Linked DNA regions of Homo sapiens: region 1 is linked to region 2. A link is a loop called in an ENCODE intact Hi-C map of the cell type or tissue named here. Cell type or tissue: gastrocnemius medialis. All regions are shown on one strand. Links, peaks and the distances in the headings refer to the core of each region. The heading gives the core; the rest is flanking DNA. Region 1 has its middle 130 kb from the start of MAF. Region 2 has its middle 68 kb from the start of MAF.

What was found. A loop is a pair of places that touch in the nucleus more often than their neighbours do. Peaks named below come from ENCODE experiments on the same cell type or tissue, not always from the same donor. Only the 100,000 strongest peaks of a DNase experiment are listed, where the experiment ranks them.
Region 1: a loop joins it to region 2, with 2.8 times the contacts of the local background. A loop is called at or near these places in 2 of 110 quality-filtered maps.

What each region holds. Positions count from the first base shown.
Region 1 is chr16:79,465,077-79,473,416 of GRCh38, forward strand. It overlaps a transcript of MAF not described here. Among named protein-coding and RNA genes, the nearest start is that of MAF, 130 kb to the right of the region's middle. In gastrocnemius medialis, for the core only: no CTCF peak of the experiment used is centred there; DNase peaks (open chromatin) are centred at 1,196, 3,345 and 5,159; H3K27ac peaks cover 626 bases.
Region 2 is chr16:79,528,239-79,536,578 of GRCh38, forward strand. It overlaps a transcript of MAF not described here. Among named protein-coding and RNA genes, the nearest start is that of MAF, 68 kb to the right of the region's middle. In gastrocnemius medialis, for the core only: no CTCF peak of the experiment used is centred there; a DNase peak (open chromatin) is centred at 4,673; H3K27ac peaks cover 2,848 bases.

The DNA.
Region 1 (8,340 bases), core at 65-8,064, 63 kb before region 2:
CTGAGCAACCATCCTATGAGGGTTCAACATTTTAAGAATAGTTGTCCCTGGGTATCTATGGGGAATTGGTTCCAGGGCTCCCCTCAATGCTGACAATACCAAAATCCATGGATGCTCAAATCCTTTATATGAAATGGCAACTTGGAACCCATGGATACAGAGGGCCAACTGTATTTTCATTACCTTTCTGGATGAAGAACTGATGGCAGAGTAGGTCTTAAAAACATATTTAAGGGCAGGGCGTGGTGGCTTATGCCTGTAATCCCAGCACTTTGGGAGGCTGAGGCGGGCAGATCGCTTGAGCCCAGGAGTTTGAGACAAGACTGGGCAACATGGCAAGACCAGTCTCTACAAAAAATACAAAAAATTAATTGGGTGTGGTGATGTGTGCCTGTAGTCCCGGCTACTCGGGAGGCTGAGCTGGGAGGATCTCTTGAGCCCCAGAGGTGGAGTTGCAGTGAGCCGTGATCCCGTGATCGCACCACCACACTCCAGCCCGGGTGACAGAGCGAGACCCTGTTTCAAAAACAAACACAAAAATAAAAATAAAGAAAAGAAACATACTTGTAAACACATATTATTATTTTTTTAAATCAGACTGATCTGTGTGTACGTTTCACCTTCACCATCATGAGCTTTGTGTCCTTGGCTGCATTACTTAATCTCTCTGACCTTCAATATCCTCTCCAGCAAAGAGGGAGCTGTAGTAGGGTCTATCTCCAATAGGTATTGTGAGGAATAAATGGGGTGGTACAGGAAAAGAGCTTCATATGTCACCTCCCTTGGGAAAAGTGCCTAATATATGTCAGCAGGCTTAATGATCATTGTTATTATGATTATGATGGATACATTTGCAAATATTAAATCTTTTTGCAGATCTCTTGGGCTTGGCAAACTTGTATTCATCTGTAATTCCTTCATTGTTGAATAAAAGGATGAATGAATGAATGAGTGACTCTGTTACCCACAGTGAGAATTTCAAGCTTAGAAGATAAAGTAACAGGGCTGGACAGTTTTTCTCGCTTTTAGGGATCTCCAGACAAGTCCAGCCTTACTACCTGGCCTTCTACAATCACTGATGAAACACAGGGTTACTTTCCCTGAATCAATGAGGCTCGGAATTCCTCTGGACCTCACTCCCTCTAGACCCACCCTCTCAGACTTGTCTCAGCACAGGTAACTGAAGGGCACCTGGCAGGCTGCAGGGTGACATGCTCTGAAATCTGTGTGAATGAAGGATGACTCATGGGTTTAAATGATGTCCATTAATGCCATCCTGAAAATGAAATTGCCTCACTCTCAGTAATGGTGTTCTTCAGGTTTCATCTTGGCAGACTGGTTAGGGCTTTGTGTTGAAACGAGCAAAGAAAATATTCAAGCATCTTGAGTAGCAGTCCTGGGATTAAATAATAAAAAGAATCCTGAATTAGATCCACCGTCTTATACTCATCAAGGAGATCCCGGAGGCAAACTTTGGATCTTCCTCAGGTTGGCACCTTCAGCTGCATGATGCTGTCTACACACCTGGTGGTCAGCAAAGATTTTTGGAATGCATGTACTGATTTTCAAATGTTCTGCACATAAATAATGTGTGTGATGCTTGACAGCAAAAACCTTAAGAGAAGACTGTGTGTGTTGAATTATTTGGAATCTTAGAAGACCACCTAATGTGGTACCTTTTATGCCATGGGGAATAATTATCTCATGCAACAGACACCGGGTATTTAAGATCCATTATTACTCATGTTCATCTTTTCCCCTGCCCGCGACACCAAAGTGATAGCTGCAGTGTTCCATATGGACACGGATCTGTGGCTTTTACCAGTGTGGAAGAGGGGACCACGGAGGAATCAGGTTTCCAGAGGGGAACAGAATCTTGGAGCTTGAGGCCTGCCTAATTCAGTCTCTGCTATTCCTACATTCACTCCTGGCCGCCTCCAAGCCATGCCCCTAAGCTGAAACTGGAAAGATCTTTTCAATATTAGAATATGATCTTGTTGTCACCCCTGTTTAAAACATTATTTTGTCTTTCCATTGGGCCCAGGATGCTGATCAAACCCCTTACAGTGGCCTCCAAGGGTCCCTCCCAAATTCATCATTCCCTTCTTACTTGTTCCTCCCTCCTTCAAATTCCAGCTCAATTTCATTAGGGGGTCCTCTCTGACCTCCCCAGTTAAATAAAACACCCCTATTACAGTCTCTCACTGCCTCAATCATACAGTCACCCTTACATGTGTACTGCCTCACACCCTTCTAGATGGGAATCTGCAAGGGGGCAGGCACGCAGCTGCTTTGCTCTCCAATGGCATGCATTGAGTGCTTATTGTATATCAGGTACTGTGCTGGGTGTTTTGCAGGCATGAAAGAATCTCCCTTATTGCAGGCAGTGATCTTATGAATTAGGAAACTGAGGCATAGAGAAATCGAGTAATTTGTCCGAAACCATACAGTGTGTAAGTAGGATGTGAACCCAGGTGATTCCAGAGCTCGTGCCCTTAACCTCCAAGTCAGTGGTTCTCAGAATGGGGTCCCTGAGAGCAGCAGCATCAACATTACTTGGGCCTTGATAGAAATGCAGATTCTCAGGGCCCACCCTGGACCTCGTGAATCGGAAACTCTGGGGCTGGGGCCCTGCAGTCTGCGTCCTAACAAGCCCCCCAGTGATGCCAGTGTATGCTCAAGTTTGTGAACCACTGCTCTAAGTGTTATTCCCTTCTTGTTATAGCTCCACATACTAGGCACTTAATAAATGTTTAAATATGGAGGGGAGGAAGGGAGAGGGGGAGAAAGGATGCAGGCAGGCAAACCTCCTCTCAAATAATATTCTCAAGTAAGTGCATGATGCTTTGGGGGTGGTGGTCGTGGGGGGGTGGTTGTGGCTTGACCATGCTTTAATCTCCAAATTGCAAAAACATTAACATTATTGATTGATCAGACATCAATCCAACAGAAATTTAATTAAATTAGAATGTGTCACTGAGCAGACCTGGGTGCATCATGCATAAATCTCAGGTAATAAGTTGACAAAGAGACAGCAGCCATTGGTGCCTGGGTTGGCTGAATTTATTCTCCGCCATTTTCTCTTCCCGGGCTGCAGAGGGCCCTGCACATACTCACGAGAAGGTACAGGTGAAATGGGGTGAGCTCCTGATTTATGACACCCACGGAGTCCCCAGCAGCCCAGGCGTCCAAGAAGTGCCTTCCCCTGTGTGATTTACTGCTGCCCTGGGCCGGCCAGACGGCACTGGGGGGATGCCCCTGCCTGTGTCCAGCCCTCAACTAAAATGCTGACTCTGCTTAGATCTCCTGGGTGAGAGGATTAGCACTTGGGGTGTCCTCATGGCAAATGTGTCCTCTGGAGGGAGCCAAGTCCGTGGAGGGTGGGAGACCTGCTCTTGTTTGGCCCGTCTGCTCTTGCCTCAAGAATGTATTTTGGTGTCAGTGAACGACTGCACCTGCTGTCCCAGAAACAGGTCTGGAGCAGCCCCAGCATGCTGCAGCCTCAGGGCAAACCTGGCCTTAACCTGCTCAGCCCCAGCTCACCCTGGGCAGGCCAGGGGTGTTGGCATTGAGGGGCAGTCAGAGTCTGCCAGGATGGTGCAGACAGTGGTAACGTGGCCCCCATGCCTGGGAAGTTTCAAATCCTTTGGGGTAGAGGAAGGGGGTGGCTGAGGATAAGATAATCCAGGGGGCAGAAAAGAAACCAGAGAAGCCAGAGAAGCTCCATGGAGCATTATAAATCACCCGGGCTATTCTTGTCCTTGGTCAGGAAGGCTACATGCAGGAGACCCTTCTAATGGCGACCTCTTGTACTTAATCCTCCTGCTTGCTTTGATTGCCTTCAATCAATCGTGGGCTCACACTTCCTTTTTAATAGCCATCTTCCATATAAAGAGTGATGTTGTTTGACAAGCAGATGTTTTGTAGAGGCTACAAGCTGTCCTTATGCTAGCAGGCATTTATTCCTTAGCCACCCCACACCCAATCATGTGTCCCAAGTGCCCAAGGGCCCAACTCATGCGTTCCTCTAAAGCAGAGGTTGCAAACTGGAGCCCTGCAAGCCCCATCCAGCCCACTGCCCATTTTTGTAAATACAGTTTTATTGGAACATAGCCATGACCGTTCATTTACATTGTATATGGCTGCTTTCATTCCTCAATGGCAGAGTTGAGCGGTTGCAACAGACAGTCTGGACCACAAAGCCAAAAATATTTAATATCTGTCCCTTTACAGAAAAAGTTTGCTGATTCTTACACTAAATAAATGGTGAGTGGTTAAAAACATAAGCTCGGGATTCAGACAGATCTTGTTTGATGACCAACTCTCCCGCCTATTACCTGGGTGGCTTTAAGCAAGTAGTTACCTCTCTGATCTCAATTTCCTCCTCTATAAGTAGAGATGATAAAATTGTCTACTTCATTGAACAGTATGAAGATGAAACAAATTACAACTGAAAAAATGGTCATTGCAGAGCTAGGTATTTTTATATGCAAGGTCTCATTTATTTATTTATTTATTTTTAATTTTTATTTTTTTCTGAGACAGAGTCTCACTCTGTTGCCCAGACTGGAGTGCAGTGGCGTGATCTCAGCTCACTGCAACCTCTACCTCCCAGGTTCAAGTGATTCTCCTGCCTCAGCCTCCTGAGTAGCTGGGATTACAGGTGCCCGCCACCTTGTCTGGCTAATTTTTGTATTTTTAGTAGAGACAGGGTTTCACAGTGTTGGTCAGGCTGGTCTCGAACTCCTGACCTCGTGATCCACCCACCTCGGCCTCCCAAAGTGCTGAGATTACAGGCTTGAGCCACCGCGCCTGGCCTACAGGGTCTCATTTAAACTCATAAACCACCTCATGACAGGGCACATTTTGTTCCCATTTTACAGACATAAGTTATCTTAAGTTTAGAAAAGTGAATAAGGATGGGAACATATAATCTCTACCTCGCTCAGAAACGTGCGGTCTGCTCCTTCTGCTCGCCATCCTCCAGGCTCTCAGGCCATGTCAGGCATTTGTAAAGAAAGACATTTCATCACAAGACCAACACTGGCATTTTTCCGGGATGTGCTTACATTTGGAACATGAAAAATGTCCCAATAGATCACATGAGCGGCGGAGATAGGAACTCTGGTTCTGAGGAAGTGGGAACTTCCTTGAAATGTCCCTTTCCTTTGTCCTCTGAACCCCAACACTTGCCCTGCTCGGATCCTTGCCAATGAGGACGCCCATCCGCCCTTTCCTGGCAAAGTTAGGGGATGGGTCCAGGGCAGGTCATGTTACTGAGCCCCCCCAGGGGCTCAGCTCAGAGGGCCCAGGGGACCAGGATGGCAACTAGGGCATGGCAGAAAGAGCTGCCCACTCCACTGTGGGCTAGAGAAACAGCTAGGGAAGCAAAAGGCCATGTACCAGCCCCCACCACAAGTTCCTGGAGGGCAGGTCCATATCTTCCAATGCAAATACAAATACTATTACTAAACAACAGCAGCCAACTCATTCAGGTACTGTGCTAAGCATATTTTATTTAGTTCTCATAGCAACCCAGTGGAACTTACTGGGTATTATTCTTCCCATTTATCAGCTGAGAAAACTGAGACTTAAAGAGTTTAAGAATTGGCTTCATGTACTACAGGAAAGACAGCCAGGATTCCATTGTCCAACACGATGCTGGGGCCATAGAAGGCACTCCCTCTTGAATCTGTTGAATGGGTGGATGGATGGGTGAACGGATGAATGGATGACTGAAGTTTAGCTGACGCCAGAACTAGTGTGTTTTACTGCTATTTGTCACCATTTCTCATCCATCTCTGTATCCCAAGAACCTGATGCAGTGAGAGGCACTCAAATTATTCAGTTAACTGGAAAAGAATGAATAAAGTATCTTATATAATGCATGGAAGATGGTAGCAATGAAAGCTACCATCATCGTCATGTTCATATCACATCACCTCCCACCCTAGTCTTCACCATCATTCTTGCAGATGTGTGTTTAATTACCAGGTCCATGCCATCTTTTAGGTACACATTTGCTGGACTTTCCTACCTGGCCTGCCTTCCTGCTGACCACTCCCACGCCTGTGGAGGAAGGAGGCATACCTGCAGGGTAAGATGGAGAGGCAGAAGGAGCAAGTTCCTGTGCTTTACAGCAGAGCTTCTCTACCCATTAATCTGCTTACTTTTTTCCTTATCTTACAGATACAAAACATCTAAGCAGTCATGAAGAGCACGACAGAACCCTCAACTCCAAATTCTCAGCACTCCCTGTTATTTTTTCACACTTTCCAGATGTAAAAAACTAAGGTTTAGGCAGAGCACAATGGCTCATGCCTATAATCTCAGCACTTTGGGAGGCCAAGGCAGGCAGATTGCTTGAGCCCAGGAGTTACAGCTCAGGCTGGGCAACATGTCTTTTGTAAAGACAGGCTAACTCCTGTCTCTAGAAAAAAACCCACAAAAATTAGTTGGGCATGGTGGTGCACACCTGTAGTTCCAGGTGCTAGGGCGGCTGAGGTAGGAGGATGGCTCCAGCCCTGGAAGCAGAGGTTGCAGTGAGCTGAGATCATGCCATTGCACTCCAGCCTGGGCATCACGGCAAGGCACTGTCTCAGAAATGCAAACAAACAAAAAAACCCAAACAAGTAAAAAAGCCCTGAGGTTTGCTGATGTCATAGTGTTTGCCTAGGACAGCTGATAAGTGGTCATGTCAGGAATGTCACTATATAGGTAATCCAATTTCTTCTTTATTGATCTGTATTATCAAATTTTCCATAATGGGTACAATAACAATTATTGTTAGAAGAAAAAACTTTTACCAGGTGATATGAGTGACATCACTGACAACTTTGGGGAAAATGGCCTTGCTAAGTGCAGACATGCTTTCTCCCTCATGCGTAAGACAAAGTGTAGCTTTCTAGTTAGGAAAGACTCCACAGCAATTTTTCCTTGCTTCTCCCCTAATGCTGCAGGCCTTGGCTTCAGCCTGACCTCTCTTTCCCTCTCTTTCCTTTGCTCTGGAATGGTTTACAAGGAGCCACCATATGTAAGCATCTAGATCAGATTTTATGGAAATATTTAGATGACTCAAATCCCCAGTCAACCCTCAAGCAGCTCAAAGGCTGATAATGGAGAGAAGAATAAATATATTACAGGGCTAAATTGACAAAATGCCATTAGAGACCCAGCAATTCCACTCCTGGGAATCTACCCAAGAGAAATGAAGATTCGTGTCTACATAAAGACTTCTATGTGAATTCACTCATAAAGACATTATTCATAATAATCAAAAAGTAGAAATATCCCGAATGTCCATCAACTACTAAAGGGATACCCAAGATATGTTCTATCCATACAATGGAATACTATTCCATAATCAAAAGAACAAAATACAAATGCATGCCACATCAGGGGGAAACCTCGAAAAGATATACTAAGTGAAAGAAGCCAGGTACAAAGAGCAATGTTGTATGATTCCATCTCTTTAAAATGTCCACTGTAGGCAAATTTATACAGACAGGAAGTAGATGAGTGGTTGCCTAGGGCTTGGAGGCAGAGAAGAAATGGGGAGTGACTGTTCATGGGTATGGAGTTTCCTTCTAGGGTGTAGAAATGTTCTAAAATTAGAGTAGGGCGATGGTTGTACAACTCTATACATATACAAAAGCCCATTAAATGTCACACTTTAAATTGGTGAATTTTATAGTAATGTATATAAATTGTACGTCAATAATGTTAGAAAAGAAGGAAAGAAAGAGAGAAAGAAAGAAAAAACCCTGCCATGGAGAGGGAACAAGCAGTAAAAGAGCATGAGTTCCTGTCCTGGAGAGATTTGGGTAGTCAGTGATTGAATGGGTGTGTACCGAGGCCCGGTACCATATGGCGCACCAGCCAGTGTGAACACAACACAATTCTGTCCTATGGAGCTTACATTCTGGTGGGAAGGACTGACGCTAAGCAAATAAATGTACAGACTACAGGTTGTGATAAGGGGAACGAAGAAAAGTAGAGTGAGGGGACATGGAACTGGGGATGCCTTTTTTGATGGTGTCGATGGCCATCTGGTCGTTCACACCCCTGGCTCAGCGTAGGGATAGTCCAGACACATCGTGGGAGGAACAGCCACAGGCAGTCATATCCTCTGTGGAGGGGGAGGGAGTCCTCATTTCTCTTTGCAGGTCCCAGATGTCTGCATGCCCACAAAAGGAATGAATGGAGGAACTCTCTCAAGATGCCAAAATCCACGGTGGCAACCCAGGCATTTAATATAACAATGATTGTTCCAGGAACTTCACTCCTTTTAACAATTCAGGGTCCGTCCTAGAGGAGTGGGGCTACCTCTGGGCCTCTTGC
Region 2 (8,340 bases), core at 157-8,156:
TCTAACTCCAAGGTGCCTGCAGCCCTTTGTCCCCTCTCATGGCAGTCCCAGTAGCAATGGTATGATGTTCTAGAATCACATTCATGAAGAAAAAGGCCGAGCTCATGTGGCTGGATGCATCTAGCTTCTGTGAACCACCCACACTATCAACAGACACTGTCCCAGGGGCCAGGAAATCATCCTGCTCTTGGCAAAACCCCTGCCACTTGGGTAGGAACTGAGCAGAATCATCCAAGCCAAGAAAAACTGAGCAAGGCATGGCTCTCTCTTTACTGAAATCCAGATTCAGCATGAAGGATCTTGGCAGAACGACAGCTAGGCTCAGCCCTGGTGAATGTCACAACCATATCTCAAATAACCCATTCTCTTAATAAAACACAGTTTGACTTAAGGCTTTGAGAGATATCAATTCGAAGGGAGAAAAAAAAAAAAAGAAAGGCAAGAGAGAAGCCAGTGGAAAGCTTCTTACTATATTAGGGCTATTATTGAATGCATTTGCTTATATATGCACTTCTCACAGAGTAATCCAAAACCCTGAAAATGAAATTGGCTGTCTTTGGCTTCTTTATTTACAATCACTAACTACTCAGAGATTCTCAGAAATGTGGAGATTTCTTGGAGCTGGCTACCTGCAGTAATGTGCCTTCCCTTTCGTCCCATCTAGGCAGTTGATGACCCGGTGCAAGATTTCCCTACATTTGCATATTTATAGGGTCTCCTCCAGCTCCACACTGTTCTTTGTAAGAACAGAGCTTGGTGCCAGCAAAAGGAGCTCGAGCTGTCAGGAGCTTCTACTTTTGTTCTTATCTGTAGTCTAAGTAAGTCAACCCAAGCTTTTCTCCCACCTGAACATAAAACTACTGCAGGACTGATTGCTAGCTACATCAGTGGCCTCCTGAAGCAGATTGGGATGTGGGAAATTACACACTGGAACTCATGGTCCCAGAAGAGTTTCCAAACTCCAGCTGGTCTCTCACTCATCAGTTACACCTTCCCATGCGCCAAAAACCAGGGGAGGGAGATTATACTTTGGAGTCAGATGGATCCAGTTTGACCCCAGTCTCTACCCCTCTCTAGCTGGAAGTTGGCAAACTATGTAGCTATTCAGAGTTTCAGTACCTTGTGTATTAATAAACAAGCAAACAAACAGAAAAATTAAAGGAACACATCCGCCATAGAGAAAGTTGGGTGAAGCATATTCTGAAATCTACATACTATTTTAGTAACTTCCTGTGAATCTATAATTATTTCAAAATATTTTTAATAGGGGCACTAATAATAACAACAACAATGCCAATCTTAATAATATCTCAGAGGGTGTTTTGGAAGAGTTAAAAGGAACAATTTATGGATACGTGTCAGCAGGTGTTTGACATTCAATAAATGTCTGAATTCATAGTTGGAAGTATGGATACAAAGCATGCAATAAATATTATTTTAGGCTGGGCGCGGTGGCTCACGCCTGTAATCCCAGTACTTTGGGAGGCCGAGGCGAGTGGATTACTTCAGGTCAGGAGCTCAAAACCAGCCTGGCCAATGTGGTGAAACCCCATCTCTACTAAAAATACAAAAATTAGCCAGATGTGGTGGTGCACACCTGTAATCCCAGCTACTCAGAAGGCTGAGGCAGGAGAATCGCTTGAACCTGGGAGGCGGAGGTTGCAGTGATCCGAGACTACACTACTGTGCTCCAGCCTGGGCAACAAGAGTGAAACTCCATCTCAAAAAAAAAAAAAATGTTATTTTAACTTAATTTTCAATAGAGGATGATGCAAGGTTTGTTTATCAAGTGTCAGGAGAGTAATTTTTCTATCAAAGAGACAGAACAAATATAAGATCTCCCCATTAGCCCCAAGTGAGGGCCAAACAAGTGAATTAGTATTACTACGTATTTTTGGAGTGTACAACCTTGAAGATATCCCATAACAATTTATTTTAAGGTCCTGTTTATCTTTACATTTCTTCTAGCTTGAGAACACACCTGAAGATTCCCATTTCTTAGGGAAACCATGACACAACAGACTACTGGGTTTTCCGTGGTCTCAGGAGTGGTTCAAATGGGCTGGGGGGTGGACCTACATCCATAGTCATGCATTCAGCTGTCCCAACACATCAGGGTCCCAAAGTGCCTACTTCAAATTCAGAGCACCCTGATAGACTGAAGGAAAGAGATGTAAATATTGGGAAGCAGTTTTACTCCATTTTTTTCTCAGGGGAAAAAAATTTTATTTTTGTTTTTGGAAAATGTATGTGGAACACACTAAATAAAAAATCAGCATAAAATATTTAAGGACATTATTCATTTTAAGTGTGTTTCCAGGCATTTACATAAATAGGAATGAATATATATATTTGTGCCTCAAAACAAAGATACAACATAAACACCAAAATGTTAAGAAGAGTTTATCTAATTATTGAAAGTATGACTGAGTGCTTATTATTTTTATCATCATGTTTTTTGAATATTGTGAACTTTCTCTAATGGATTGTTTTTATAATAATAAAATTAACGATCAATTGTGGTTTATTGTATCCTTTCAAAATCAGTCATAGATATCTCTTTGCTTAATTGTTATCCTGGAGATAGTAAAACGGCAGGTCTATGGGTGGAAGGAATGGAAATGATTACTTGTGAGCCACTTCTCTGTAGCCAGAAAGGACTCTTGAGCCAGCCAGATCCTGTGTCTTTTAGGGAGATGGCCCTGGGTGGGGAGAGGCCCAAAGGGAAGGAAACCAGGAGACTTGCCCTAGACTTGCCTGCCAGTAAGTTTCTGGGTAATGTCGCCATTCCCCAAGCTCTAATTTCCTAAATATCCGGCCTTATCAGCTATTTGAAAGGTCAATGGTGTTAAAGTATGTACTCTTAACTTTCTAGATGAAAATCAGGGACTAACATGAGACATTTTAATTCTGTTGCTAGAGCTTGTATAAGCATACCCTTGCCTAGGTGGTTCAAAGGGGTAAAGTCCAGGTCTTCCTAACTTCATAGGATTAAATAAAAGAAAGGCAGTGGAGTTAAGATGAGATAACCTCTATCCTCTGCATCTCATCTCTCTAAAAATCTGGGAATCTTTAAGTTCTCTAGAGCAGCACTCCCCATCCTTTCTAACACCAGGGACTAGTTTCATAAAAGACAATTTTTCCATGGACTGGGAGTGGGGTGGGGATGTTTTCCAGATGATTCAAACACATTACATTATTGTGCATTTTATTATTATTAAATTATAATATATAATGAATTAATTATACAACTCACCATAATGTAGAAACAGTGGGAGAGCTAAGCTTGTTTTCTTGCCACCAGATGGTCCCATCTGGGGTTGATGGGAGACTGTGACAGATCATCAGGCATTAGATTCTCATAAGGAGGGCACAACCTAGATCCCTTGCATACGCAGTTCACAGTAGAGTTTGTACTCCTATAAGAATCTTAATGCCACCACTGATATAGCAGGAGGCAGCACTCAGGCAGTCATGTGAATGATGGGGAGTGGCTGTAAACACAGACGAAGCTTCACCCACGCACTCATCACTCTTTCTGCTGTGTGACCTGGTTCCTAAGAGGCCACAGACTGGTACTGGTCTGTGGCCTGGGGGTTGGGGACCCCTGCTTGAAAAGATTAGAAAATAGGCATCAGTGAGATCTAGAAGGCACAATGTCCTATCCTATTAACTGTGCTTAGTGGTCCAAAGCGGGGTTTGGATGGTCTGGGGACCGTGGGAACTCCTCTTAGGAACATGCCCCAGCATAGGGTTGCCAGAAACAATAGGGAATACCCAGTCCAGTTTGAATTTCAGATAACCAATAAGAATTGTTAGCATGAGTAGGTTCCTATATTGCACGGGATTGACTTATACTAAAATATATTTGTCATTTATCTAAATTTCAAATTGAACTGGGCATCTTGTGACTTTATTTGCTAAGTCTGGCAAACTGACCCCAGTAGTGCATGGTTCTCCAATTTCTTGGATGGAGTGTGGAGTAGAGACATGGCCCCCACTCTGGTTTGAGAAGAACCAAGGCAGGAGGGTTGAGAACAAACAGGAAGCCATTCTCCCATGTCCAACAGCATCATCCGTAGCCACTGGGAGACAAATATTTTATGCAAATAAGAGAGTTGGTTCTAGAGAAGCAGCTTAGATGAGTTTCACTACATAAAAGAAAAAAAGTGAAACAAATGTGCAGTGAGTAAGAAGCTGGTACATTTCAGTGCAGTTTATCTCAGCTCCAATCATTCAATCTGATAGGTGGTCAACTGCTCAGTAGCCAAATGGACTGTTCTCGACTCCGGAGAGAGGCCACAAATTATCTGGCTTCTATAAACTCAGACAAGATTTAACTGGTAAGAAACAAATAAAGTATTGAAATAAAGTATTCTAATCAATTCATTAGGAGAAATGGGGGCGGCCTCTGTCAGGCATGAAGATATGAAATATGCGTCATAAAGCATTCGTGTGTGAGTGTGTGTGCGCGTGCATGCGTGAGTGCAGATACATGTGTGTTTGTGTAGTGCCAGGCCTAGAAGATAGATAAAAATAACACAAAAGAATCACTGAGTACCTCAGATATCTTTGAAGGAGCACATGGACCTTGTCTCGCCCTCCCCAAGTGCCCAACATATCCATGCGGTCAGTGCCAGCTTTGCACAGTTAAAATAAAGAAAACAAATATCCAAATATCCAATATCATTGCTGCAAGCTGGCCTTGGGTCTTTGCCGACATCTGACCTGCTTCACATAACCTCCTGGCCTCTAAAAATAGATATTCTGTGGTACATATAATTTTTATACGATGACTAATACAGGAATGCCCTTCGGGGTAACTTAGTGTCTTAGTTTCTCTCTTTTCTCTCTATATTTATCTATGTCTTCACTGGCCTCTTTAAATAAAAGTTAGTCTGTAGCCATGGATCAAGAACATTAGCCAAGAAATTATTTATCTATGCCTTAAAGGGCTCTACTCTTCTTATCAACATAAGAGTTGCTCATATTTTTTAAAGGGGGCAGAGGGATGGTCTCAGACCTGTTTTGTATTTCTCTGCCTTTACATATCACTTTTCCAGATCCAAGGGTCAGTCAGAAGAGGTTTCCACCCACCCCACTCCTTTTCTATTTTATATACAACTGAGTCAAAAATAGAAAGGTAAATTCTTGGACTATAAAAATATTCCTTATATTAATACTACAGCTTGCTGCTCTAAACCCCAATAAGAAGGGTAGTGTGGTCATTCACAACCACTGGAATCTTACTCTGAATTTTACTTTCGTCCTCTGGTTGAGTGAGAGGGAGGAAGACAGAGGAAGACGGCAGGGGGAGGGGGAATGGAAAGTATGACATCTGTTCAGATCCCCTCATTGTCCATCTGGTTCATAACCCAAACTTTTGTCCGGAGGTAGGAATTCCAGAAACTGAAGGAGAAAGTCTGCTAGGGGGGAAAATAACAGAGATCCATTCCTGACTTCCCGTCACCTTTATTTCAATACCAGTGACCTCTCCGCCACCTCCCAGTGACCTCTGTGCCACCTCCCAGCCGATTAGCTCTGCGTGTGAGGATGTGGAGAGATGAATTTTCTTATCCAGTGATGTCCTTCCTTTGAAAATAACATTCTCCCTCCTCTGTTGCCATCAAAACAATAACTGCTTAATGTCAGTGCACTAAGCAAGGTAGTGGCAAGATCCAGGGTGCCCAGAGACAACAGAGGGCAAGGAAAGCCTGGGAAATTCATGCCCTCCTGTTCATGCTCCCCTCAGCTCACCTGAAGGCCTCACTGTCCCCATACTACAAGCTCATCTTACAAGAGCCCTTTGACTCTGCTTATATTGTAAACTACAATCCCTTGAGGAAAGAGATCAGAATCTACTTGCCTAGGCAACTGGCCTAACATTGGCTATTCAGAAGTACAGCTTGTGAACATCCAAGGAGACTTCTTCCTTACCTTTGAAGTAGACTGTAAATTTGGTTTACACCTTTCAATGAAAACAGAATCCAAATGTCATTTATTATTTTTTCTGTTACTTAAAATAAAGTTAGGTGTCACGCACACTCTTGGTTCTTCCTCCTGTGTCTCCTTCTACCTCACCGCATTACCATGTGGTTTTATTCTTGGGAATACAGGACTTAGGCCAGCTGGGCATCTGAATTTAAAAGACTTGAGTCTCACTCCAAAAATAGTGTCAGAAAGCTGTCCTGGAATGCAATGCCCCAAAGCTAAGCACTCACATACAGGTGAGTGTTGATGAATTACATGCGATATCCTTTTATCCACCAAACCTGTGATTTACAGAATACTGCCAGTACCACCTACCTTGGACACAGGGTGGGGAACATCACACACCGGGGCCTGTCATGGGATGGGGGGAGGGAGGAGGGATAGCGTTAGGAGAAATACCTAATGTAAATAACGAGTTAATGGGTACAGCACACCAACATGGCACATGTATACATATGTAACAAATCTGCATGTTGTGCACATGTACCCTAGAACTTAAAGTATAATTTAAAAAAAAGAAAGAAAGAAAAGAAAACTGTGACCAGTTGTCAGGCACACCCTCTTCAGTGTACTGACTGTAAGGGTCTAGAACTAGAAGAAAGAAAGCAGATTTGGAAAGAAACATCCAAAATTTGATCCCAGGTTCCTCTCTGGACAGTGTGGGCCAACCGCTTCATCTTTCTCAGCTTCAGTTTTACTTTTCTCATTTGTTGGTGATGATGATAACAACAAAAATATCCCCTCCTTTGTAAGCTTCCTTTGAGGATTAGGTAAACTGCTCTTACATCAAAATCCTGCTCAAAGATTTTGACCTTCTTTGGTGAAACCTTCATTGACTTACTTAGGACAAAGTCAATTTATCAATTCTGCATTTTGAATTCGCCAGGAAAGGTGAAGCTCTCTAACGAACCACCCACAAATCTCAGTGGCTTTAACTGACAGAGGTTTACTTCTTATTCACGCTGAATTTCTATTGCAAGTCCCTAGAGACAGATGTAGACATTGCTTTTCACACTGTAGAGTTACTCAGAGACTGGCTGTGGATGGCGCCTCGGTTTTCTGATACTATCATCTTAACATGTAGCTTCCTTATTTTCCAGAGCAGGGGAAGAGACCTTAGGCAATCATGTACTAACTTTTCAGTGCTTCCACCCAGAAATCACACTTGCCACTTCTGCTTGTTTTATGGGTCATGGCAAATTACAGTACCGTGCTGAGTGGTCAAGAGGTGTGTGAAAATATCTTTGGATCCAGGAAGGAAAGGAAATATTAGAAAGTATTAACACCATTTTTCCCACTTGTCTATAATATGCATTATTCATAAAGGACTGAAGATAGCATCAAGCATTGCTTCTTCTTTTTTTTTTTTTTTTTTCCGAGACAGAGTTTTGCTCTTGTCGCCCAGGCTGGAGTGCAATGGTGACATCTCGGTCACTGCAACTTCTGCCTCCTGGGTTCAAGCAGTTCTCCTGAGTAGGAGTCCTCAGCCTCCTGAGTAGCTGGGACTACAGGCACGTGCCACCATGCCCAGCTAAGAGAAAGGGTTTCACAGTGTTGGCAAGGCTAATCTTGAACTCCTAACCTCCCCGCCTTGGCCTCCCAAAGTGCTGGGATTACAGGCATGAGCCACCACACCCGGCTGCATTGCTACTTTAGTTCAGCTTTAGAAGCAATAGTTTAGCTATATGTGATACCGCCATGAAGTCAAGGACAGAGTTGCGTATTCATCATCCACTTATTTTCTTTTCTCCCACAGTTGGCAGTATTTATAGAATCAGGATTATGTCCAATTATGTTTGGTTCTGCATGCTATGCAGACAATAGGTGCTCAGTAAATACTTAACCAGACAGATAAACCCTTTCTCTAGCTATGAGACTTCATGATCCTAGTGCTATACTCAACATGATATAGATATAAGGCGGTACTTACCAAAACTGGTAGTCAACCTACTTTTCATAAAACTTTGGCCCAGGCAGAGTCCATGAAATTTTAGAACATGGAATTCACTGCAAATTTCTGCCAGTCAACAACAGCAACAACAAAAGGCACATGCAGTCAGCCTTCCATATTTGTGGGCTCCCCACCCATGGATCCAACCAAATGGGAATTGAAAATATTGAGAAAAATTAGGGCTGGGCATGGTGGCTCATGCCTGTAATCCCAGCACTTGGGGAGGCCGAGGTGGGCAGATCACTTGAGGTCAGGAGTTCAAGACCAGCCTGGCTAATATGGTGAAACCCCATCTCTACTAAAAGTACAAAAATAGCAAGGCATGGTGGTGCACACCTGTAGTCTCAGCTACTTGGTAGGCTGAGGCAGGAGAATCGCTTGAACTTGGGAGGCAGAGG